Linked DNA regions of Homo sapiens: region 2 is linked to region 1. A link is a contact called in ENCODE Hi-C or POLR2A ChIA-PET data. All regions are on one chromosome and are shown on one strand. The core of a region is the stretch at or near the end of the contact, and the rest is flanking DNA. Distances in the headings are between cores, read along the strand shown.

Evidence for each region. Hi-C counts contacts between places; a loop is a spot of excess contacts on that map. ChIA-PET counts read pairs that join two places held with the same protein, here RNA polymerase II (POLR2A). Pooled maps may share reads with other maps.
Region 2: a loop to region 1 is called in a map of right cardiac atrium, with 3 times the contacts of the local background. The contact joins two enhancer-like sites. A Hi-C loop is called at or near these places in 4 of 168 maps with a recorded cell type or tissue (PC-9, heart left ventricle, right cardiac atrium and 1 more), 1 of 37 single-sample maps with no recorded cell type and 1 of 50 pooled maps. POLR2A ChIA-PET finds 5 or more read pairs at or near these places in 1 of 52 experiments (GM10248).

Annotation. Positions count from the first base shown.
Region 1 is chr9:121,835,086-121,840,065 of GRCh38, reverse strand. The region is part of intron 8 of TTLL11 (tubulin tyrosine ligase like 11); the gene reads left to right. Among named protein-coding and RNA genes, the nearest start is that of DAB2IP, 190 kb to the right of the region's middle. Within about 2 kb of position 2,570, at least 2 of the 41 ENCODE cell types and tissues checked have a DNase peak (open chromatin) inside an H3K27ac peak, as active enhancers do.
Region 2 is chr9:121,771,766-121,776,745 of GRCh38, reverse strand. It overlaps DAB2IP (DAB2 interacting protein), which reads right to left. Exons shown (of 16, transcript NM_001395010.1): 12 at 3,251-4,139; 13 at 2,334-2,486; 14 at 355-548. Among named protein-coding and RNA genes, the nearest start is that of DAB2IP, 120 kb to the right of the region's middle. Within about 2 kb of position 3,730, at least 12 of the 41 ENCODE cell types and tissues checked have a DNase peak (open chromatin) inside an H3K27ac peak, as active enhancers do.

The sequences.
Region 1 (4,980 bases), core at 1,321-3,820:
GCAGTTTCTCTCTGACAAAGTGACAAAAATAAACTCCCGCATAAAAGAGCATTTCTCTTCTCTCTCATTTGTGCTCTAACGTGACATTCTTAATGTGAGTCAAGTTGAAACCCACTGCTCTGTCTTATTTTTGACACTGATCTGCCTCCTGTCACCGCTCCAAATGGCAGGCCAGCTTTGAAGAGCTCCTCAGAGGGGTCTCACCTTGAGGATAGGGCTCAGTCCACTTGGTGAGTGGGCACTGCTCTGCCCTGCCCAAGGCTGAGAAGGCTGAGGCTGAGGTCTTCTGGAGATTCTAGAAGGCCCCGCCAGTTAACTGCTGGACAGTCGGGGGGATGGGGAAGAGGGTTGCTGTTGGTGGCTGAGTTAGGGCCAATTTGCCCGTCTTCCAATTTGCCCATCTTTGGATAGAATGGGAATTCTGAGCCGCAGCCCTCCATGAGAATACTCTTTATTCTGCCAGGCTTGGCCCCTCTCATGACTTAAAGACAATCAAGAAAGAAGGCCATGTTTCCAGTGTGTCTTCCATGTGCCAGACACAGGCCCAGCCCCTTATGTCTGTTTTCTATCACTGAGCCCCCCAGAGCCGGGCAGGGTAGAAAGAAACTGAGGCTCCCAGCTGGGCAGTGAGTAAGCGAAGATCACCCCGCAATGTGTAAGAGGCCAACCCTGGATTTGAACTTAGGCATGTCTGATATCAAGCCTGGATTTTTTCTACCCTAAGTGGATCACCTAATGTTCAATGAGCCGCCCCTACACGCCAGGCACTGGGGGTGATGGGGACGTGCAGGGATGAACAGAACACCCAAGCCCTAGCACTGCTGACATCCGGTGGCCGAGGCAGACATTAAACATGGAAACGCAGAAATTGCATGTAATTAGACGTTGTGATGCGTTCTGTGAAATAAGTTTTAATGAGGAGGACAGAGAGGACCTCATTTATATTAAGAGGTGGATCAAAGAGATGTGTCAGTGAAGGTAATGCTGAGATGGAAGCTTCGCCAGGTGGGACTCAGGGTGTTCTGAGCAGAGGCCAGGGACCGGCCCCAAGGTGGGAATGCGGGGAGCAGGTTCTGCGAAATGAAGGCCCGCAGGGTGACGGGAGCAGGGGCGTGGGTTACAGCGGCAGCTGGAGAGGCGGGGCTCGATCCCTCAGAGCAGGGCAAGAAAGGTGGGCAGGGCAAGAAATGTTGTTGTTGAAGAGTTTAAAGTGGGGGAGTGCGTGGTTTGATCTATCTTTGCTTGCTTGCTTGCTTGCTTGCTTGCTTGCTTGCTTGCTTGCTTTCTTGCTTGCTTGCTTGCTTTCTCTCTTTCTTTCTCTCTTTCTTTCTTTCTTTTCTTTCTTTCTTGACAGAATCTTACTCTGTCACCCAGTCTGGAGTGCAGTGGCACAATCTCAGCTCACTGCAACCTCCGCCTCCTGGGTTCAAGCGATTCTTGTGCTTCAGCCTCCTGAGTAGCTGGGACTACAGGCACATGCCACAACGCCCTGCTAATTTTTGTATTTTTGGTAGAGACAGGGTTTCACCATGTTGGCCAGGCTGGTCTTGAGCTTCTGACCTCAGGTGATCCGCCCACCTCGGCCTCCCAAAGTGCTGGGATTACAGGCATGAGCCACTATGCCCAGCCCTGATTTGTGTTTCTAAAAGGTCATTCTGGATGCTGTATTGAAAGGGGCAATAGTGGAAACAGGGAGACCAGCGAGGAGGCTGTGGGGGCTTCAAGGGACGACAGCTGCTCAGGTGGGGGAGGGCAGGAGAGCAGAGGTTTATGGTCCTAGGGATGTGGAGGTGTTGAGAGGAGGTAAGAGAAGTCTCAAAAATGACCTCAGGCTTCTGGCTTGAACAACTAGGTGGGTGGAGAGACCATTTATTAAAATGGGCGAGACTCAAGGAAAAACAGAATTGGGAAGGGAAGACCAAGAGATTCATTTTTAACAGGCTAATGCGATATCCCAGTGGCAAAAAAGCAGGCTGGCCTGGAGACAATGATTTGGAGGGCATGGATTCATTGAAGGTATTTCAACCTGGGGAATGAATGACAGGAAGAGAGAGCGAGAGAGAGAGCCCTGTGGGGCCCACAGCAAGGAAAAGCAGACAGAAGCCAGCAAGAGAGAGAGAGCAAGAAGCAGGAGAGCGAGATGAAACAGACGTGGGAAGACCGTGTCTCCAGGAGGGAGGCTTCCACGTGGTCACATGCTGTGGGGAGAGAGCCAAGAGGAGCTCAGAGCTGACATGGGAGTGGAAGGTACCCAGGCGTTTGGCGTGAGCCCTTTGGGAGGAGAGACAGGGAGTGGACATCCTCTCTTGAGCTGGAAGGGAGGCTGTGGAGGCAGTGCCACCCCAGGAGGGAAGGGCAGTCTGGCTGAGAAGGGAACAGAGAGAGAGAGGATAGTGACAGGAAGGCAGGCTTTTCAACCACACAAGATCCCAGGGCTGGTTGATGGCAGATGGTGGCATTCAGGAGCAGGGGAGAAACTGACAAGCTGGGAGCATTAATCAGGACCGACTGTAGACAAACTCCCTTTCCTCCCCTCATCCCTCACCCCCACCCGCTCCAGGCCCACCTGCCAGACCGCCCACAGCACCAGCTCTGTTCCCTAACACCCTGAAAAAGCCCTTTCAAAGCACCAAGATTTTGTACTACTAGTTCCTCTCCTCAGAAAGATCTTCCTCCTCAGTGCTGATCCTTGAAGATCCCAACCCCAAGTTAATTTGGCAAGAGCTATCAAAACATACTAGTAAAAATAATACTTGACCCATAAGTTCCACTGGAAAGAGATGATTGCTCATTCAAGTATGTACTGATATATACACAAAGATGTTCATTGCACCATTATTCACAATATCAAAAAAAGAAGAAAACAGGAGAAAAGCATCCTAAGTGTCCATTAGTAGGGGAAGGATTTTAGAAACTCATGGTACATCTATACTATGGAATTCTATACAGTCTATAAACAACAGGGTAGATCTATATATGCTGACACGGAGAAGCGTCAAGGCATGGTTAAAATTGTGTAAGTGCAGTACGGTAGCTATAAGGTGATCCTATTTGTGTGCAAAATTATATGGATACAGATATTGATGCACACAGCAGTGCACATATTTCATTTTTATGCGTATATGCCAGAAATTGCAAACAGCATTCACTTCCAGCTCACAGGAATTGGAGGTCGCAAGGCAGAGGAGGGAAACAGGACCTTCACTTTCCACTACCTGTGCATTGCCTCTGTCTGAATTTTCTCACCATGTGCACCACAGGCACCCTGTAACCTATCCTGCCTCTTCCAGGCAATGACTTGCTTCTTCCTTTGTGTTCTAACACCCCCATCTCACGTTGGGTCATCCTACCCTCTCCCTGCTTCTCCCTGCCCTGCATCAGAGGAGGCTTGCCCATCTGTGAATCTGCACATTGAGGAGTCAGCCAGGGCTGGCAGAACTGAGTGGTCATGGTTACTGCCTTCTGAATCCTCAGATCCTCGTAGAGAAAGGCTGTGGTGATGGAAGAAGAGGTTGATTTACTCTGTGTTAAACTGGGGTGTCGGGGGAGGTTTTGCACATTTCAGCTCCCAGGCAGAGAGCAGAGAGCACATGGCAGTGAGAAGGGACCTCCTGGGGCAGTGGTGAGCTCCCCATCACTGGAAGCAACCAAGTTGGGGGGCTGGATGGCTGTTGTTAGCAATGTCAGGAAGGGCAACCCATGCCCTTCAGAATCTCACAGGGCAACTACAGAAAGCCACAGCGACAGGACCAGAAATCATGCTTTATCTGCCCTGGTTTTTTATCCCCACTACCAGCCCCAGCCTGGAGGACTCTGAGTGAATGGCTAGGTCTGCCCACACCCAACTAACACACAGAGCCCAAGACAAATGCAAAGCTTTGCCATATCACTAAACAAAGGCAAACAACCACAGACAATCAGGGGCCATAAAAGCATCTACCATCCAGATTTTGTTCTGAGGATTAAACAAAAGGTGCCCATAAAGTACTCACCACAGTGCCTGACACATATTAAGCACGTGTTGTATACAGACCACTCTTAGTAATCCCTCTTGTCATTCTGGGTGTTGTTGTTACCCTGCAAGGGCCTAGATTGTGTTATCTCTGAAGTCCTTTTTAAGCCAGAGATTTTGACCACTTGCTGAGGAATGAGTCCTGAGCCTCCAAAGGTTCTATAGGAGCCATTAATCTCTCGAGAAATGTCCACAACAGCATGAAGCAGTTGCAGGAAGCAGTGACTAGAACTGTGGCCCTGTCTTCCCAGATGGTGACTCAGGAACTTGTGTTCGTGTCATGATGGAATCAGGGGTGACGTTGGATGGGACTGGACTGAGACCTCTGGGCCACTCTGCTGTGGCCAGCAGTATGACCTGTGATTAATGAAATGATAGAAGAGTTGCTTTCACCTTTGATTATGTTTGTTATTTTGGTGCTGCTGGCTTCTGGGGGTAATGATTTTTCTGCAAGTTCTATTTATGGTCCAGTCGTGACACTTAATTAATTTCTCCATCCGGCCAAGGACAAAGGTGATAGTGACTTCTTGTTGCCGTAATGCTTAATACAATGACTGCACATGTGCAACTTCTGTTCCTGAGCTGGTGGGGTGGGTGGTGGCAGAAGCAAGGCTTTTTTCCTTGAGATTTCCATCTGGGTTGGGGGAGAACTGGTAGGGAGCAGCACCACCACTTACCACTCTCCAGTAGTGTGACCTTGGGCAGGTGGAGTGTGACCTTGGGCAGGTGCTTGGGTCTCCCTGAGCTCAGCACTTTCTCTAACAATGTGAGTATTGGCAGCCCAGTCTCTTAGGGTGGCAGTAGGACATGGTAATGCCGAGTGGGAATCCTGGTGGGCAGAATGTCCTCAGTAAACATGGACATTCCACTTCTTAAAATATTCAGAAGTCTACATCACTTCCAATACTTGTGGAATCCTCGGAGATCACTCCGTCCAGCCCCTCACTTTACAGAGGGGAAGCAAGTGA
Region 2 (4,980 bases), core at 2,481-4,980, 64 kb after region 1:
ATTGGGGTCCTCCCTGTCTTTCCTGGCACCCCCCAATCCAGCTTCTCAGCGCCCCTGAGAGTGCTTACTAAGATGGTATGGCTCCTTGTAGAGGCTCAGGCCCGTCGGGAGCCAGCTGTCATTGGTCCAGCCTCATCCCCAGCTTTGTATTCTGCATGGGCTGCCCACCCTCCAGGCCACCTCCTGCCTCCAGGCCTGTGCTCACGCTGCTCCCACTGCCCAGACACTCTCTTCCCTCCTCTCTCCACATTCAGCTTATCCTTTGAGGAGGCTCCCCGACCAGGGGCCTCCTCGAAGGCAGCGATGGCTGCCCTGCCTGTGCCTGTGGCCAGGCCAGGCAGGTGTGGGCCCCACCTGCTGATGATGCCCTTCATCTGGATGTCCTTGTCCTCCTGCTGCCGCCGCAGCCGCTCCTCGCCCTCCTCCAGCCGTGCCTGGTACTCCAGCACCAGCTTCTGCGTCGTCTCCTCCTGGCACTTGAACAGGGTCTCATACTCCTCCAGCTTCTTGGTGGAGATTCGCAGCTTGTCCTGCAGCACCGCCAGGTCCTACCAGGAGGGCAGCGTCCACGGGCACAGCACCCAGGACACAGAGAGCACAGCTTCGTCAGCCCGAGTGGGAGGAAGGGTAGGAGGGAGCCCCACTTGAAAGGCCCCAGTGGCTGTGACCCGCCCACTTCACATAGCAAGGAGATGCCCAAGGAGCCCAGCTGGTGGGGGCTGCAGCCAGACGCGTGCCTGTGCCCCACCGTGGGGCCTCCACTCCAAACTCCCAGCCTGACCTGTATGGCTACAGCGGGGATGAAGACTTAGACCCAAGTCCCAGGACTGAGGGTGTAACTAGGGCTTTGAACTTTTATATGACAAAGGTTAAAAAACCCTTGGATACATGAAGGACATGTGACAGCACCCTGAGAGGTGGGAGCTCTGCAGGAGGGGAAACTGAGGCCCAGACAAGGTGACCATGTCACATGAAGAGCGACTGACTAGCAGGGTAAGATCCCAGCTTCCCAGCCTCTGTTTGAATCTAAAGCCAGGGGGTGGCAGTGGCATGAGGAAATGGAGAGAGAGAGAACTGAAAGGCAGGTGGTCCAGGCTCTGGATCTGCCTCAGTCCAGCACAGACCCCAACCATCAGGGAGGAGCAGGGATGTGGACGAGGCTGGGAAGCGGCGTGGCTGCAGAGAGGAGTCAGGTGCTCTGCGCTGAGCGAGGAAAGGCCAACGCCGGGATCGAGAGGGGCCAGACGCCATGAGGACACAGGGATGCAAAAAGCCTGGAGTGAGGCCAGTCCTCCTCACTCCCCAGCCAAACTCTGGCTCTGGGAGCACTGTGTTCCCTGTCCCCCGGTCCCCTTCATGTAACTATGGTGAAAGCAGGTGGATGTAGCGGACCGGGGATGGTGGCGGTGGCAGGATGCAGCATGGAGACGGGCCTCGCCTGAGGCCGGGGAGAAGGAGTTCTGCCATTCTGACCCCAATACCCTTGCTCGAGAGGTTGCCACAGGCTTTCCTGGGGCCCAGCGGGGCGAGAGCATCCAGAGGGGAGTGGAGAAGCGCCTGCCGTTCTGGGGCCTGCGCTGGTTCCTCCGTCTACATGGACTGCAGCTGGCAGTAGGAGACAAAAACTACCCCCAGATCCAGAGCAGCTGCCACAGCTGGAAGGCTTGGGAGACCAACGAAGCATCCCCTTGCCCCAGCAGATGGCAGAGTGTGTGGCAGAGTGAGAGTTTCATTTTTAGAGTAGATTCTTTTCCCGGGGGTGGGGAAGAAAACATCTCAATGGCAGCCTGACCCCACCCCCCAAGCTGGTAACTGCTGTTTCTTTCCCAGGCCCTGGTGGAGACCAGAGGGGTGAAGAGCCAGGCCGTGGGCAGGCACAAGCCTTGGGGGCCAGGCTGGGGTGGCTCTCCCAGCCATCCTGGGGACCCATGCCTCTGCCTCCTCAGGTACCAAGTTCCCTCAGGGGGGCTTCTATATGTCACTTGGGCACCCTCAGCCCTCAACCCCCAGGTCCTCAGGAAGCTCAACTGCCTCAGTTGCCTGGGCTAAGGAGCCTTCCCAGAGGTCCCAGGAGTCTGTATCCAAGACAATTCCCTGGTGATTCCAATCTGCAGATGGGAAGCCTCAGGTCTAAGCTGCTAATCCATCCCTCTTGTTGCTTTTCTTCCAGACCCCACTGACTGCTATTCTCACAGGGAACAGGGGCTCAGAGGTGACGGGCCCTTCACAAGGACAGCAGCACCCGTTGCTGGGGGACCTGGGGGAGAGACTCCTACCAGCTGCTGCCGGGAGGCAGCCCCGCCCTGTCCCGAGCCGCCAGGGTCCAGTTTTACCTTTTCTGCTTGGCTGAGCTCGTCCTTACTCCTTAGCCTATCCCTGTGGGGGGGGTCTGGGCCCAGGCCCTCGTCTTCTAACAACTGCGCGTTCATGGTCAAGAGCCAAGCGGCTGTGCGGTCCAGGGCATTGGGGCTCACAGGTGAAGGGCCCTACAATGAAACACAGCTGTGAGGGGCTGCAGGGAGGTGGAGGGCAAGCAGGAGGGGCGGGAGTGGCCCAGGTGAGCCACAAGGACAAGCAACTCTGGGACACGGTGGGAAGAGGGGACCTCCAGCTGACTGAGCGCCTACCGAGGCAGTCCCCACCCGGGAACTGTCTCTCAGACGGCAGCCAAAGGCAGAGCTGACAGGTGCCAGGTGGCCTCCTGAGCACCACACTCTGCTGCCAAGAGGACAGTGAGTGACCCTGCCACTGGGGGCACCGGGGCAGGCTGCACTGAGTGGGGGACAGGGCCAGGCTGGGCTGTCAGCCCAAGGCACCTCCACTCCAGACACTGCCTGCAGCCTTTGGGTGACAGGGTCATCCATGCTCCAGGTGGTTGTGCCTGAAGGCCTGTCCAGCCTGTGAAAACATTTTGGGAGGGGCGTGTGGGGGCAGAGCTGGGTAGGCGCTTCGACAGGCTTGGAACCGAAGATGAATGCACTCTCCTCCTCTTTCTCTCTGACCCCAGCCTGCCCCTAGGGGCACTGACAGAGGAGCCTGGAGTTCCCCAAGGCTACAGTGTCCCTGGTTCACAGGATTCAGGAAGAAGCCAGGGGGAGGGGGTGGTGGCGCATGTGGCAGGCTGGTGGGATGGGATGGCAGCTGGGTGAGGGTGGAGGTGAAATGACCGAGAGGAGGAGCATGGTATGGGGTATGACAGCCCCAGCTGGGCCCAAGTGCCCAGCCCTGCCCTCTGACTAGCAGCACTGACCTGCTTGTGCACTGCCCGTGGCTTCAGTTCTGGGCTGTCCCCCTTGGAGGAAGAGGACTGCTGCCTCAGGCGGGTACTGGGGCCCACCCAATCAGGTGAGGCCGACGCCAGGGTTCCGCTTGAGGGTCTTGGGTACTGCAGGGTGCTCAGCAGGTTGGGGGGCGTCCGGCCGCGGGGGGCAGGAGGTGGCGGCGGGGGTGGGGGCGGAGGCTGGTCGATCCTCCTCTGGGGGCCAGCACTGTTCTGCCGTGGCACCGTGGGCTGCCCGCCTTTTTCAGTCAGTGACATCTGTCGCCGTGCCAGCTCACCGGGCCGCCGAGCCAGCTCCTCCGCGGCAGTGCTGAAACTTCCCAGCTTGGCAGCAGCCGCCAACTCCTCGCTGTTGCTGTGTGAGCTCAGGGAGCTGTGGCCCTCAGAGCCTGAGTCGCCAAGGCCACGGGGTGACAGCGGCAGGCCAGCCGCCATCTGGTACACAGGGTTCTGGAAGGAGAGCGGTGCCAACAGCTGGGGCCGGCCTGGCGCGCCCTCGGAGGTGCCTGGTGTGGTTGGTGTCTGGCCTGCCCGCCGCACCGTGGCCAGCCCTGCCAGGTTCACTGGGGTTGCCCGGGCCGGCCACCCGGCCACCAGCTGAGCTGCAGCGGCCTGCCCATCTGTGGGGAGGACGTCGGGGCCCGCCGGGGAGCCTGCCTCCCCATCCAGCGTGCGGGCGTCCTGGAGGTCCACCATGGAGAGGCTCTTGCCACCGTTGGCCATCTGAAGATCAGGCTCGTTGGCTTCCGAGTAACTCGAGCTGCGGGCAGGTGAGGGCTGGACCCCGGAGGACCTTGTGACAAAAAACAAGTCCTTGTTTTCGGGGGTTGGAGACGGTAACCGGGTGAAATCTATCAGACTGCAGGGAGACAAGCACACACAGGGAAAGAAGGGGAAAAGAAGAACTGTGAGTGCAGCCAAGGCGGGTCCAAACCGACAGCACCCGCCAACCTGCCGGGGCCTGGCAGCCTGAGCCAGCGCTGGGGAGATGGATGCGCTGGGGTGGCAGGAGTGGGAGAATCCGGGGACCAGAGGCTGAGGCGGCTGCTCCTGCACAGAACCTCTTCTTTAGGGGCCAGCACTGCACATTTCAGGCCGCGCTGCCTGGAAGACCCCTTCCCTGTTCAGCTGCATCTTGGGACAATGGGTACTGGGGCCTGGCTTGCTCTGGAAAACTCCTCCTTAGCTAAGCCCTAAGCCACAACTCAGTGGCTCTCTGCTATCCACGGATCCTGCATTGAGAACCCCAACTTCAGAGTCACTGGGTTCCCTCTGCCTCTTCCCTCTTGTTCCTAATCAGACTGGTAACTGAAGTGGGGGCCCGGTGAAACCTCCTCTTGCCCAGCCTCCTGCTGCCGCTCCCTTGTTTGACTGGCAGGCGGGGGCTGGAGTTCCTGGCAAAAACAAGGAATGAGAGCAGGCTCTGTGGAGAGCATGACTTGGTGGGAGGGCTGCACTTGCCCTGGCCTCCTCCTCATTCTACGCTTTTCTCTGGCCTCTCCCTGGCCCCTCCCCAGAAGCTAGCTCCTTGGAAGAAAGCACAACTGTGGCGGGGTCCAGGGGGGCTTTGGAGAGAAGAATGTGGGTGGGGGGAACTGAAGGCTGCAAGGACTTGGGGGGCTTGATATGGCTTGGAATGGGGAATGGGTTGGCTTAGCCTCAGACGGAGAGGAAGTGCCACTCCCTGAGATGGGCTGCAG